Regions from separate parts of the Homo sapiens genome. Here region 1 is linked to region 2. The links are chromatin loops, found by intact Hi-C in ENCODE. Cell type or tissue: Calu3. All regions are shown on one strand.

What was found. Hi-C counts contacts between places; a loop is a spot of excess contacts. Peaks named below come from ENCODE experiments on the same cell type or tissue, not always from the same donor. Only the 100,000 strongest peaks of a DNase experiment are listed, where the experiment ranks them.
Region 1: a loop joins it to region 2, with 2.9 times the contacts of the local background. A loop is called at or near these places in 5 of 110 quality-filtered maps.

What each region holds. Positions count from the first base shown.
Region 1 is chr1:216,216,417-216,224,416 of GRCh38, forward strand. USH2A (usherin) reads right to left here. Exons shown (of 72, transcript NM_206933.4): 15 at 971-1,134. All of the region lies in intron 2 of USH2A-AS1 (USH2A antisense RNA 1), which reads left to right. Among named protein-coding and RNA genes, the nearest start is that of USH2A-AS1, 27 kb to the left of the region's middle. In Calu3, a CTCF peak has its summit at 4,938 (motif pointing left); a DNase peak (open chromatin) is centred at 4,935.
Region 2 is chr1:216,029,877-216,037,876 of GRCh38, forward strand. The region is part of intron 32 of USH2A (usherin); the gene reads right to left. Among named protein-coding and RNA genes, the nearest start is that of USH2A-AS2, 39 kb to the right of the region's middle. In Calu3, no CTCF peak of the experiment used is centred here; a DNase peak (open chromatin) is centred at 4,855.

The sequences.
Region 1 (8,000 bases), 190 kb after region 2:
CCCATTACTTATCTTTCTCCCTCCCCCCTTAAATGTAGATAGCAGAGTTCCAGGCATGCTGGTTTGTGATGATCTGTCATGACTTGTGGCGTTTCCTATCATTGTGACTCATGACAGTCTCAGGACACCCCAAGGAGAATATGCATAGCACAATATGTTGTAGAGGGCTCCTACCACATGTTCCCAGCAGGCATTTCTTAGGGATTCTGGAAAGGGTAAGGATGTATGATCTTGAAGTAAATATAGGAAAACGGTCAATATGTTATGAAATTGTAGAACTGCAGGTGACCTTGTGAGGTCAATTCAAGGTACTGAAAAGCGATGTTGAAAAGTCAAAAGATACTTACATGTAATCTTAGGCTTTAAGGAATTAAAAATATAAATGTGAGAGATATTTAAATGAGTGAAACTTAAAGTAGAAAGAAACATGAATTATGGGATGAATAATATGCGTGACGAATGATACTAATTATTACAATATCGATAAACAACTAATGGTATAATACTGCCCACAAAATTTGGGGGATGGAAGAATATCAAACATATAATAAACAAGAATTCACCCTTTATTTGTCAAAAAAAAATAACTTACCTGGAAATGTCTTTGTGTCGGTGACCAACTGTTTTGGTTTAACCAATATAGTCCTGATTTTACCATTAAAAGTCTTGTGTCCTGGGAAGACCCTTGGTCTGGGAAAACCTAGGACTTTAATCACCTCATTGTTGATTTCACTCCAAAAAACTATTGTAAATTTCCCACCATGAACATAATTATATTACCATTTCCAATTGTCTAATCAAGGAAAAGCAGACATATTTCATTCAGTGTATTTTTTTCCATCTCTTACCTACGTTCTTCACATTGTACTAAGCCTTTCTGATGGGTTCTAAATGGAGAAAGAAAACAATGAGATGCAGTCCCCTGTATGATGCTGCTTCACACACCAGCACTGAACCAGAGTTCACTTACTTTTGCTGCAACCCAATAGATTGTTGACATCCAAGTGGCTTGCACTGGGAACACAAGCATCACACTTTGAGCCAGTGACAAATTGTTTACAGAAACACTGGCCTGTGACCAAGTGACAGGTTTCATTCAAGGCTCCTGAGAGATGACAATTACAAGGCTGACATCTGAAAACAAGGCAAATAAACCATCAAAGAGAATAGTGTTTTGATTAATAATTCATAGTATAAGTTACACCTACCAATAGCATTGTAGAGTAAGACGGCTTGTTTTAGCCAATATATTGAAAAGAATGCTTGAGCTAAACAAACAAAGAATCAACATAAAATAAAGGAAAATAGAAAAGATCTTTATAAAACTACTGTTCCTGGTAAAACCCGTATAAAGCTTTCTCTTTATAAACTAATTAATAGCAAAAAAAGATATTATATTGCTTTTTTACATCCCACAATATATCTTATGGATTAGTTTGAATCCAGTTGTTCAATTAAGAATGCTGTAAATTTTGCTTTTACAAAAGCAGTGTTCCTGTCAGCTAAACATTTAGATTAGGTACCCATAAAATTATCTTTTCAAGTGACTCTCCAATTGCGAAATAGAAAATCAGGGGTAAATCATTGCTCTCCCTAAAAATCTTAAAATTCTATAGTTAGTTCGATGAAGACTAAATTTCACTAAGAAAATTGCTTGAGAAAGACAGGTTCAAATATTTTTGATGCCTTAATATGGGTTATATTTCATTTTCTGTTTTATGAACTAAACTTAGTTATCCATAATGGTTGGAGAATACAGCATTATTCTGATTTATGAAAAGATGCTAATGACATAAATATAGTAAGATAACTTTAGTGCAACTTAAATTTCTTGGACCCAAAGTTGCTTGTAAAAATACCAGTAGTGGCATTTTGCCATGATAGAAACTAAAACTTGTTTCTTCACAGTGAATTATTCAAACATGTAGCCTATGCCAATGGCACTAATTAGGATAAGCAACGTTGGTGCCATGAGGTATTAGAGAAGCAAAACAGCACATGTAAGAAGACCACTCACCATTTAAAAGGTACTCTCCTTGTGGTACGTTTAAAACAACATCAAATGGATTCACCTATATATTCTAATAAAGATGCTGAACGGATGGAGTTACTTTTCCCCACTGCCATTTTTACAGTGTGATCTCTTGGGTAATCATTCAACACCCTTAAAAAGGCTGATAAAAGCTAAGACTGCCAAATAAGCTGCAAATTTGTTTTATGGACTAATATCCCCTTGGGAATAAATAAAGTACAGTTTTTCTTGAAAACCACTGTACTGTAGTTTGCCGTTTTTATGGTCATGATAAAAGGACATTTTCCCCCTTCAAACAACTATATTAGGTCTTTTATCTATACACATTACATCAGAATTCCATTTCAAATAGATGTTTTGTTTAGGTTAAGTTTTAGAGCTGAAGAAAATTATGTATTATAATTAAAATGGAATTATAGATGCAAAAATACTTGATTTGCTCTTAATTTCTTTATAGGCTATTATGTAGAGTCTATTGTTTATAGGCTTTTAATATAATATTAGTGAGCATAAACAATAAGAGAAAAGCTTCTCTCAATGTATGTGTGTGTGTGTGTGTGTGTATATATGTATGTGTAACTGCACCACTCATGAATAAGTGTCTCTTGAGTATTTCAGTTTTTATTACCATTCACTCATGAGACAATCACACTTATTTTACATACAGTACATTTAGAGTAATAGCTTCCAATGTATAACATAATTCCGTTCCTTGATGTAGTTCTATTTTCTTCCAGCCAAAGCACGCAATGTTTTGAGCAATTAAATGTGTCTATTCTTGATTTTATAGTCTCTTATCCAAGCCATTGTTATAGTCAACTTATCTGACTTGTTATAATCACTTGACTTCAGTAAGAGAGAATTTTTCCTAAATGAAGTTCACAAGCGAAGACTTTTCTGAAAATTGTAGTTTGTTTTTACCCCAAAGGACACAGGGATAATTTTGTAATTAAGGATTAAGCAAAATGATTCCTTTAGATTTCTCAGCCACTCAAATATAATTTTAAACACTTCCAAGACTCTTTAGCAAATAAGCTACAAATTTGATGTCATTTTATAAGTTATCCCTCCTCAAGAGTACCTCCTAAATGAAATATATTTCACATTTATTAAAACAAAATTATACATAATAAAGGAAAAGACATTTTAAGCTTAGAAAGAGAAACACCAAACTAAGATGAATTGCAATATTGATTTTGCCAGGATAAATGGTTTTTGTAATATTAATATAAAGAAACCTTTATTACACTGACTCTCTTGGTACAGCCAGAGCTTCTCCCGCAATCTGTTTAAAATCTTCATTTTTCATCCTTATGGGAAAACCTCGCTTGCTAAATGGATTTCATAAAGAGTAATCTGTCAAGATTTATATAGATAAACAATTTGTGATGTTTATTGACCAGTTCATTATGGTAAACAAAACAGGAGTAAAGCATCACTAATCTCTGCCAGCACTTTGCTATGATAGTTCTCTTTGGACCCTTACATAACTCAGTATTTGCTGGTTACAATGGGAAAGAAGTTGGCCTCTGTCTCCTACATCACAAATTTCATATACCTTCCTTTCTTAGGAATTTCTTCCAGTTGTGGAAACAGTGAGAGAAATGGTTATCCTAATTATTACTGTTGAAACCTAACTATTAATGAAAGGAATATGTTTCAGTAATGCACATCATTGTCAGAAAATTCATCATCTGAGGGAGAACTGCTGTAGGAGGCCCAGAGATATATCCCAAGATATATAGGTCAATTTATTGACATTTCTCTTTGTACACCCCTCCTCTCTATGGGGCCTCAGCTCATGGGTACTATCAAATTGATTTAAATATTGATTGACATAAATAACATTCATTGAGGGCCAGCTATGTTCCAGGACTGGAATAAACATCAAGGATGTAGAGATGAATCTTATAGAATTGCCCCGGTCCTCAAGGAGCTCACAATCTCGTATGCAAGAAAAAACGGAAACAGCATTAATAAAGATGTATCCAGACTCTAAAGGTCCAGAAAAGGGGCAACTTAACTAGTCTGGTAGCAGAAGAAGGGATGGGAAGGGTAATTTTAAGTAGAAGTCTTGGAGGAGATGCTTGGGCTGAACGTTAAAAGATGAGTAGAAATAAGCCAGGGAAGTCGGGGAGGGGCAAAAATAGAGAAAAAAAAGAAAAAGCAGAAGAGGGTATGAAATTGCAAGCACCTCAGTACTCCTGGATGTAAATTCATAATGAGAAATGGTGATAGATAAACCTGGAAAGGTGAGCAGAAGTAAGATAATGCTACCTTGGGGCAGTGGCAAGGAGCAATGGAAATGAGTAGGATAGACCTGAGAAATGTTAAGTAAAATTGGTAGAATGGGAGGCCGAATTGAAAAGAGAAGGGAGGATAGGTATAAAGTTACTCCCGGTCTTCTAACTTGCTAATGGGGATGATGAAGACATCATTCAACATAAAGAACGAAGGAGAAAGAGATCTCCAATTGCTAAGGGATTTTAGATAAGGATTATTAATAAACAAAAGAGAATGAGACTTCAAGGCAAATTGGAGAAATTCGGCAGAGTTTTTTTGTTTGTTTTTGTCTTAGTTTTTTCCATCAGTCCCTAACACAAAGGCTAGCACACAGTAAGGATTCAGTAAATATTGTCGGATACAGGAATTAATAGTGAATAAAGCACCAGGGAAGCTTTAGACTTAGGATAGGACACCGGAGATTAATCCAAACATGGTTTGTAGCTCTAGTAACAAGTTAGCTCTTTTGAGCCCCTTTTTATTGGCTTAACTCTGTCCCCCTGGCTAACCTCACTCCCAGGGAATGGACAGTTTTCTTTAAGAGCTGGTATCTGTTCAGATTCTCTTAAACCAGTGTTCTCAGTTCACAGAATTCGGTGAGTGCTACAGTGCCCTCTAGAGGAGTTTGGTTTTCCCCGATTAACAGAGGAGCTGTGGTTTCATTGAGCTTCTTAGTTTCGCTTTAGTTACAGACTACTAACAGCATCTGAATTCTCTTGGAGATGGAATCAGAATTATAGGAGAGGGATTTGAGGCTTGGGCATCCACGCTGTGTGAACTGAAAGCCATATTTACATGGCTTATTGAACAAGGAAATACGAGTGCCTCATCTGAAAGGGAGACGTTAACAGTGTGCAACCCCACCCTCTTTGGTGAATTTCCCAGGCACAAATAGAGAAACTCATAAAAGCTGGACCAGGGGCAGTGACTCCCTTGCATCCATGCAATAGTGACAGCTAAGTCCAGGCAGCTTGCTCAGCAAGGTTCTGATCTGAGAACACTGTCTCTTTCTCCTTTGTTGACACTCCACATATTTATGCAAATAACTAAATAACTTTCAGATATGATAGCAGAATCAAATTTTTAAAGTGCTCACAGATAGAAGAGAGATTTCACTTATTCTCTATGGTCTCAGAAGGCATAAATAAGACTAGGCAAGAAAGTCAAAAGACTGCAACTTTTTGGTCAATATAAATAATATATTTCTATTTGTTGAAGAATTACAGCTGTTTGAAATAAACATGAGCTACTTCATGAGACAGTGAGCTCCTTTTAGTTCCATGTTTTGGAGCAGAAGCTGAATGGCCATTCACCAGTTTTTCTGAAAAGGTGATTTACGCAGAGAAATGTATAGGGTAGAGTTTAACCAAAATTACTTTTAAGGTTCTTTCCCAGTCTATAAAGTTATGATTCTATTATGCTTAGTGAGACTAATTTGTCCAAGGTGACAGTAAATCTAGTTACAAGGTCAGCAATCTTTATCTATAAAGGATGAGATAGTAAATATTTTAGGCTTTGCAGGCCATATGAGCTCTATTGTAACTCAACTCTGCTGCTGTAGCAGGAAAGCAACCACAGAAAATATGTAAAGAATTAACATTGGTGTGCTCTAATAAAACTCTATTTACATAAACATGTGGCTGACCCCCAGGCTATAGATTGCTGAACTCTGGTAGAGCAGGTCATATTATGCCCACGCCAACAATATCCAAGTTCTAATCCTCCAAACTTGTGAATGTTACCTTACTTGGTAAAAGGAATTTTGCAGATGTGGTTAAGGATTTTGAGATGGGGAGATTATCCTGGATTATCCAAGAATGCCCAATGTAATCTACGGTCCTTATAAAGGAAGGCAGGAGGGTAAGAGTCAGAGAGAAAACATGTAAGGACATAAGCAGAGGTCCAAGGAAACACTGCTCTGCTGGCTTTGAAAATGAAGGAAGGAGCCATGAGCTAAAGAATGTACGATGGGTGCGGTGGCTCACGCCTGTAATCCCAGCACTTTGGGAGGCCAAGGCGGGCAGATCACCTGAGGTTGGGAGTTTGAAACCAGCCTGACCAACATGGAGAAACCCTGTCTCTATTAAAAATACAAAATTAGCTGGGGGTGGTGCTGCATGCTTGTAATCACAGCTACTCGGGAGGCTGAGGCAGGAGAATCATTTGAACCCAGGAGGCGGAGGTTGTGGTGAGCCGAGATTGCACCATTGCACTCCAGCCTGGGCAACAAGAGCAAAACTCCATCTCAGAAAAAAAAAAAAAAAAAAAGATTGTAGGTTGCCTCTAAAAGCTGGGAAAATCAAGGAAATGTTTTTTTTTTTCCTAGAATCTCCATAAGAAACACAGGCCTGATTTTAGCCTAGTGAAACTCATTTAGAGCCTCTGATTTCCAGAACTATAAGATAATAAAAATTCATGTTGTTTTAAGCCACTGAGTTTGAGATAATTTATTCCACCAATAATAGGAAGCTACTGTATCTGGTCTAGTGGAAAAGACAAAACTGAAACCTGGATATCCTGATGTCCAGTTGCATGTTATTCCTATTACATCACGTTGAATAAATGCTACTAATATATAAAAACTGATACTTCTTATCAGATCATATATCATCTATACTAAGAGAGAATATATAGTTTGGCAGCCATAGGAGATTGCAAAAATCACAACTCTTCACCTTTCCCTCTGTGCAGGTCCTTTGCAGCTAACTGTATAATTAGTTCTACTCATCAAAAGGAGAGTCTGTTTATTCCCCACCACTTCCAAACATGGTTAAGCCTCGTGCCTTGCTTTGGCCAGTAGAATAAGGTAAAAGTAACATCCTGACGGTTCGGGCCTCAAGTGTCTTTGCATGCTTCTGCTTTCTTTCTTGGAAATCTGCCACTGCCTTGTGAGAAAGCCCTGCCTTGGCTGCCAGATGATGACAGGCTTGTGGCCCATTTACCCTGTCACCCCAGATGACAGCCAGCTGTCTGACAAAGAGTCACTGAGGAGAGGGAATCTATGAGGCACACTCCCTAATTTTTCCATTATCACACCATAAAAGGAAATCAGTTGACAAGGAAGTTATCTGCTTTCATCTGAAGTCATTGACCTGGTTCTCAGAGAAAAGACCAATTGAGATCAATCGGATAAAGGCCTGTGAAAAGATTACTGGACCAAATCTATAACCTAGTGCTGAAATGTAGAACATTTGCAGTAAAACCAAAAATAATCTGGGCATAGAAGAACTTCCCTGTATTTTATGCTCCAGAAGTCTGAGCCTTTATTCTCCCTAACCAGCCTTGGTGTCCTACCCTCTATGGACAACTTCAGTGTGTGTCAGCTAGTAAATGGGACAAATAGTGATACCACTAACTCCTTAAGGCTTAAAACAAGGTAACATAGAATATAGAGAGGGTATATCATTAGGGAAGAAACTTTTGGGGGTTGTGATGTGTGGTTGTTATGTAAGAAAACTGTGGGGTACCAGATGAACTGGAGCAGTCCTGGGGGCTATGGGGGAGAGTAGTCATAGTCACAGGTCAACTTGAGGACAGTGCCAGTAAGTGCAGGGTGTCAAATATGGGTCTCCACTACCAACTGAGATGAATTAAATATGGCCCATTTTTGTCTCATTGTTTTTGGGTTAGACAAACACTATATACTTTTTTGCATTATTGATTTTTCAGTGGGCAGATTTTTTTT
Region 2 (8,000 bases):
TTCATCACAGCACTATTCATGATAGCAAAGACATGGAATCAACCTAAATGCCCATCACTGATAGAATGGTTAAAGAAAATGTGATAGATAGATAGAGAGAGATATAGATATATCATAGATATATAATATATGATATATATGATATATATCACAGATATATAATATATGGTATATATGATATATCACAGATATATAATATATGATATATATGATATACATCACAGATATATAATATATGGTATATATGATATACATAACAGATATATAATATATATGATATATAGATATACATAACAGATATATAATATATATGATATATAGATCTACATCACACATATATTATATATGATATATAGATATACATCACAGATATATAATATATATGATATATAGATATGTATCACAGATATATAATATATAAGATATATAGATATATATCACAGATATATAATATATATGATATATAGATATACATCACAGATATATAATATATATGATATATAGATATACATCACAGATATATATATGATATATAGATATATATCACAGACATATAATATATATGATATATAGATATATATCACAGACATATAATATATATGATATATAGATATATATCACAGATATATAAATGATATATAGATATATATCACAGATATATAAATGATATATAGATATATATCACAGATATATAAATGATATATAGATATATATCACAGATATATAAATGATATATAGATATATATCACAGATATATAATATATACGATATATATATATAAATCAAAATACACTGATAATATCAAATATACTGTTAAAGACATATTCAATTTAAGATAGCTATCAAGTATTGGGGTGAGTGAAAAAGAAGTTTTCTTTCCAGTTTCATGAATGAGTCATTCCTTGACTGAAAGAAGTGACCTGACCTTTCCTAGGTATTAATTTTTTTAATCTACAATACAGAGATACTATTTAGAAAAGAATTTGTAAAATTATCAAAGGAATTTTGTCCTTTAGGGAACCAAAGGATTTATATAGACTCTCTAAAAAACAATAAAAAAAAACTGACAAAAGACATGAGGAAAGAATACTTTGAATTTAATTTCTGCCTTTTTTTTCTTCTTGTATATCCAACACAACTGGATTCCCCTAATATCCCTGATATCTGTGTACTGGGCATTTCTCTATATCATTTACAGCTTTAGAGATTTTAATCCCTCTCTTCCTTTATTTTGAGAGAAAGGACATCCTCATAATCTGAGAATTCAGGGGCTGTTAATAATGGTATTCTCCTACAGTTTACTAAATTTCCTAAATCAGATAGAAAGACAAAGACCCTAAAGCTTATCCAGATGTGCTTTTATAATGATGTCACTAGGCTTTACCCCATAATTGAGCCCCCTATAAATATATGGTTGTAGGCTTAGTATCTACAGCAAGGTTAATGGAAATCTGCACCAAGGGTAAATACTTTAGCAGATTGTGTCATCAGGAAATATTTAAACACTATTTAAAAGGATTTAAAATAAGCAGATTTTATTTTACACTGACTAATGCATATAAATACAATACAATAGAGCTGTTAACAAATAAACATAATGCGTTTCTCTCCTCTCCTCATCCTTTTGCCATCTGTATTGTTAAGTCCAATTAGCTTCTTGCATTTAGTGTTCTAACCCACTTGTCCTTATGCCTGCTAAATGGAGAAAACAGCTACACAGACTCAGTCTTCGCTATGTTGAAGCAATGATATGTTCCAACTATGTGTTTTCTAAAGCACTGATTGTCTTGTGGTATTTCTGAAAATCCTTCAATGGTTCTCTCTTGCTTCAGAACAAAGTTCAAATATCTCAACATAACTTAGCACCTTTGATAATCTCAATCCCACCTTGCTTCTCACTATTGATTACTTACCCAGGGTGCACACTCATATTAAACTCTTCCCTCTTTAATTTTTGTGAAATGCGCATTAATAGTTCTGTGTCTAGTGACTACGCAACCATGGTCCTTATGTTTGCCTGTTCCTCAGTTCTTAAACTCGACTCTAAAGCCTGTGAACATTCTTCTGTGACACTTTATCTTCCACACTGGGTTGAACCCTTCTCTTTTGTTGTCACACATGTTACAGAATTTACCACAGGTTGGACAGCATTCTATTTAGTTTTATGTATTTCTGTCTAAGCAATTGAACTGGGAATGATTTGAGGAAGAATGACAGTATCTTAGTTTTATAAATAACTTCTAACCTCTGAGGTACATAGTACCTGCTCAACAAATATTTTCTGAGTTAAATTGAACATGAAGTTTAGAGACATGCTTTTTTTTTGCATGCAGAGGATGTTTTGCATTAAGAATATTTATGATGATATAACAATAATTTCCTTATTTCTGCGACTAATAGCATGGGTTGTTGATTATTTACCATTTTTAGAAGAGTTATGGGACCTATGCTAATCTTTTTATATGCACTATCACATTTAATTTTTATACTAAATCCCTAAAGTAGGTACTGTTGTTACCATTCTACCAGGAAACCAAGGCTTAGTAAGGTCACAGGGTAAGAACCATGCTTGAGTGATTCTGCTTCTGAACCTGTGGTAGGAAGAATTCTAAGAATGACTCCCAGTGACACACACCTATATACAATTTTCCCCCTTTGAGTGTGGGTGGAATCTGTGAATTTCATGAGATATCACACTTATGATTATCTTACCTTATATGGAGAAAAGGAAATGAATCCTGGTGGGTGCAAACTAACTACGAGCAATTTAAAGCAGAGTGTTTTCTCCAGCTGGAGGCAAAAGTCAGAGAGATTTGAAGCATGAGGGGGACTGGATATCCTCCATCATTGAGATGGAGGGAGCCATGTGAAAGGACCTGAGGTGGCCCCTAGAAGCTGATAGCAGCTCATGACTGACAGGCAACATGGAAACAGGGACCTTGGCCTTACCACTGCAAGAAACTGAATTCAGCCAGCAACCTGAATGAGTCTAGAAGTGAATTATTTCCCAGAGCCTTCAGATGAGAGCCCAAACTGCCCCAACTCTTGATTTTGGCCTTGTAAAGCCCTAATTACGAACCCAATTAAATCCACCCAAATTTCTGATTTACAGAACTTTGAGTTAGTACAAGGTATTGCTTTAATACCTTCACTCCCAGGCCTGGCCCATAACAATCTGCCATGATGATCTCTCAATCTTCTTCCTCATCTGCTGTAGCAATGGAAATAACTCCAGAGCTCCCTTGGAAGTCATGTGTTAAATAAGACAGAATCTGAATCTGCATCTGCCTGCATTCCTGAATGACTGTGCAGAAAAAGGAAACTCTGTGGACCAAACTTTGTATGCACTCAATGCTAAGTGAACAAGAAATAAACTTTTATTGTGTTTTCACTATTAAAAACTATCATCTCTCTGTATGTATATGTGTGTATGCTTATAACATCTAGGTTATTCTAACAAATATAGAGAAGGTTTTATAAGATCTGAGAACTCAAGGAAGACAATGATTCAGCCATGTAAAGAACTGGGGAAAGTAAATTCCAGTCAGAGTGAACAGAAAGTTCAAAAGTCTGCATGTAGGAAAAGGCATGTGGTATTTCACAAAACAAACCAACAGAAATAGAAAACCAATGTAGTGTTGTAGAAATAAATGAGAATAAAAGAATGATATAAGGCTAAGAAAGTAGATAGGAGCCAGGTGATAAGTGTAATAGGGCAACAGCAGTTTGGATTTTAAGACTGGATGTGCAGATCTCTTGAGCTCAGGAGTTCAAGACCAGCCTGGGCAACATGGTGAAACCTCATCTCTACAAAAATTAGCCAGGTGTAGTGGCATGCACCTGTGGCCCCAGCTACTCGGGAGGCAAGAGGATCATTTGAGCCCAAGAGGTCGAGGCTGCAGTGAGCTGTGAATGCGCCACTGCACTCCATCCAGCCTGGGTGACACAGGAAGACCCTGTCTTAAAACAAGAACAGCAAAAAAGTTTGGATGTGAAGGATGAAGGAGGAGTAATCAAAGATTAATGCTGGGTTTTTGTTTGGGAAAAAGAATGAATAGTGTTACTTTTCCCAAAGATAAAAAACTCAGAAAAAAGAGCACATTGGTAGGATGTGGCAGATAAAATAAATTCAGTTTTAAGGAGTTGGAGTAAAAACACTTGTAGCAGGAGTGCCCAATATGCAGTGAGAAAAATGTTCATGGCTTAGGAAAAATATCTGAAGACAAGGACTACTGAGTTTTCAAAGGGAGATTGTGTGGAATGTTTCAAGAGGAATCCTGGGGGAAACCAACATTTGTGCGTGGAAGAAAATGAGGAAGAGATCACACCAGAGCTTGAACAGTAATAGGGAAAATTGAGAAGGTGAGGTATCACAGACACCAAGAGAAGAATGTTCTGAGATGGAGGAATCATCAATAAAACATCATGAATTATACAACCTCCACTCTGTCCCTGAATTGGAGACTACCAGAACATTGACAATCTAGGTGAGAACAGTTTCAACTGAGTGGCAAAGTAGTTGTGGAGTCAATGGAGGTGTAGTGGATTGAATTTTGTCCTCCCAAAAGGTATCTCCATGTTTTAACTCCCTGTACATGTGAATGTCACCTCATTTGAAAATAAGGTATTTGCAGATGTCATGAAGTTAAGTTGAGGTCATACTGAAAGACGGGGAGCCCTAAATTGAATATGACTGTTATCCTTAGAGGAGGAGAGAACTTTAGAAGAAGGGAAAACACTATGTAATGATACAAGCAGAGATTGGGGTGACGCAACTGCAAGCCACTGACTGCCAGGATACCACTGACTGACAGACACCTGCCAGAAACCACTGACTGTCAGAATACCACTGACTGCCAGAAACCACTGGAGGGCGGGATAGGCAAGGAAGGATTCTCCCCTACAGTTTTCAGAGAGACAATGGGCCTACTGATACCTTCATTTCAAACTTCTAGCCTCTCAAACTTCAAGAGAATACATTTCTATTGTGTTAAGGCATCCCATTTTGGGTATTGTATTAAGCAGCACTAGGAAACTAATCACTCCTATAAAGAATCAAAGAAAGCAAGCCAGGGAAGTAAGAGATGTGATTGTGAAGATGCAAAAAGTAAGGCTGGGAGCATTCCAGATGGAATTGATTATCACCTTTTCTAAATATTTTCATTACTGTCATGGGCCATATCCATCTTAAAACTGATTGTGAACACACACCTTAAATTCTCTAATATGTTTTAGGTATTTCAGGAAAGTTTTAGAATGTTATTAATCACAGCATCAAATGCACAGCACTAGAGTTACACGTTGAATTGTGTTCTCCCCAAAATTCATATGTTGAAGTCCTAGCCTCTAGAACTGCAGTTGTAATTAGCTCAGATGAGCTCAACAAGGTGGGCCCAAATCCAATATGACTAGTGTCCTTATAAAAAGGAGAAATTTGTACACAGATAAGCACACAGGGAAAACATTATGTGAAGATGATGGCAGAGATTGGGATGATTCATATACAATCAAGAAATGCCAAATATCGCCAGCAAACAACCAAAACAAGGAGAGAGGGATGAAACAGATTCCTCCTCATAGCCTTCAGAAGAAACCAGTCTTGCCAATATCTTGATCTGGGACTCCCTGTCTCTAGAAGTGTGAGACAGTCAATTTCTGTTGTTTAAGCCATCTAGTTTGTGTTACTTTGTTACAATAGTCTTAGCAAGCTAAAACACATAATTGAGCAACAAATATTTGTATATATTTGCTATATATTGGATGATTAAATGAAAAATCCTAAGCTACAGGAAAGCCTACCTCAATAAAATTGTTTACCAAGTTTAGCATGTTAATTATATCCAAATTATGCATTGGTATTTATTGTTATTTTCTCTAAAATATTAATTTACTGAGTCTCAGTGTTTTTTCAACTTAATTCATTTAAACTCAATTCAGTGAGTTTGTTGGATGCCAGTTGGGTCCTTATTCCTATGTGAGATATTACAGAAATTTTGAAAATAAATAATGGCATAATAACTGTAACCAATGCACTTACATTCTTATTTTTAATCAAGATTTACTCCTTTGAAAATAAGTCAATATTGCAAGATAGAATGTGTCCAAATGACAAATGTGTAGGAATTTGATATGGAAGAGTCTATGAGTCAAATGAAGATGTGGGAATTGAGGTAGATCATCAAATATACATAACGTTTTGATGGTGGTAGATAGTGCTAGAGGTCATCTATGGTATTGGCTAGAAGGAAATTAGTAAGACGATCAACCTGATTAAATATAAGGTGAAGACTAGGGAAAACTAGAGATAAGTATTAATGGTTAAGTGTAGTCAGGTTCCCGAAATTTCTTTCCTTTCTATCAATTTTATCACATATATTAAAATTGGGAATAACATTACAAAAAGAATCTGACTTCTAATATCCAAACTGTAGAGAATTTAAAAGATTGAACGACTCTCAAGGAAAAGAAAAAAAAGCAATACCAGACTCCCATTATTAAGAGATAATCACTATTAGTATTTTGGTATATGTCCATATGGGGACATACCTATATATGTATATGTACACATCCATGTATATGTATCTATGTATATACACATATATTTTAACGAATTAGACTCAAATATGTGTAAAATATTTGTTGTTATTATCTTTCCAAATTAAATATTTTTCTACAGCATCATAAACTTTATGGTCACACAACATTACATTGTTGGAAACTCAGAATGGTTTATATGGTTTGTTTGTTGCTAGTGTACACGGGTCAGTGACTTCATGTGCTAAATTCTAATTGCACAGATGAAGCATTTCTATAATTATTTTCTAGATCTGAACTTGGAGAAAGAGGTAGATGTTTCAGTTTGCAAATTTTCCAATGGCTTTCTGGAAGACAGGAATTTAACAACTAACAACATCTTAGCAATTGCCTGTAGATCAGAGGGTTCTGAATGTAGGTACAGGAACACAAAAAATTGTTGTACTGATTTACTCTCCCTCCTATATCTCTAAGAAAAAGACAGTGACAAAAGAGAACATATAAGGGAACTACAAAAATTTCATGGAAAATGGAATTAAAAAATAAAAATATAACCTTTGTTTCTCAACATAAGCTCAATCAAGGTCAAGACATTTTTGTAAGTGATGATACCAGCCACTTAGTCCATCTCTGAATAACTGACTGTTCTGGGAATTTAACCATGTCAATGCAGTCTTTTTTACATTATTAACTGAAGAAAAATGGGTGCTCCTTAAAGATTTTTTTAAGATTAGGAAACGAAAAGAAGTCAGAAGGAACCAAATCAGAACTGTAAGATCCTAATGATTTTCCGTGAAAACTGTCATACAATTTCTCATGTTCAATGAGAGGAATGAGCAGGGGCATCATCATGGTGAAGAAGGACTCTAGTGAAGCTGTCCTGGGCATTTTAATGCTAAAGCTTTGGCTAACATTCTCAAAACACTGTCATCATTAGCAGATGTTATTGTTTTTTGGTCCTCCAGAAAACCAACAAGCAAAATGCCTCAAGCATCCCCAAAAAACTTTTGCCATGACCTTTGCTCTTGACTGGTCCACTTTTGCTTTGAGTGAACCACTTCCACCTCTTAGTAGCCATTGCTTTGATTGTTCTTTGTTTTCAGGATTGTACTGGTAAAGCCATATTTCAACTCCTATTACAATTATTTGATAAAATGTTTCAGGATATTGATTCCACCTGTTTAAAATTTCCATTGAAAGCTCTGCTCTTGTCTGTAGCTGATCTGGGTGCAACAGTTTTGGCACCCACTAAGTAGAAAGTTCACTCAACTTTTTTTTAACTTTTATTTTAAGTTTAGGGGTACAAGGGCAGGCTTGTTACATAGGTAACCTTGTGTCATGGGGGTTTGGTGTACAGATTATTTCATCACCCAGGTATTAAGTCTAGTACCCATTAGTTTTTTTTTTTTCCTAATCCTCTCCCTCCTGCTACCCTCCACCTCTGAAAAGCCCCAGTATGTGTAGTT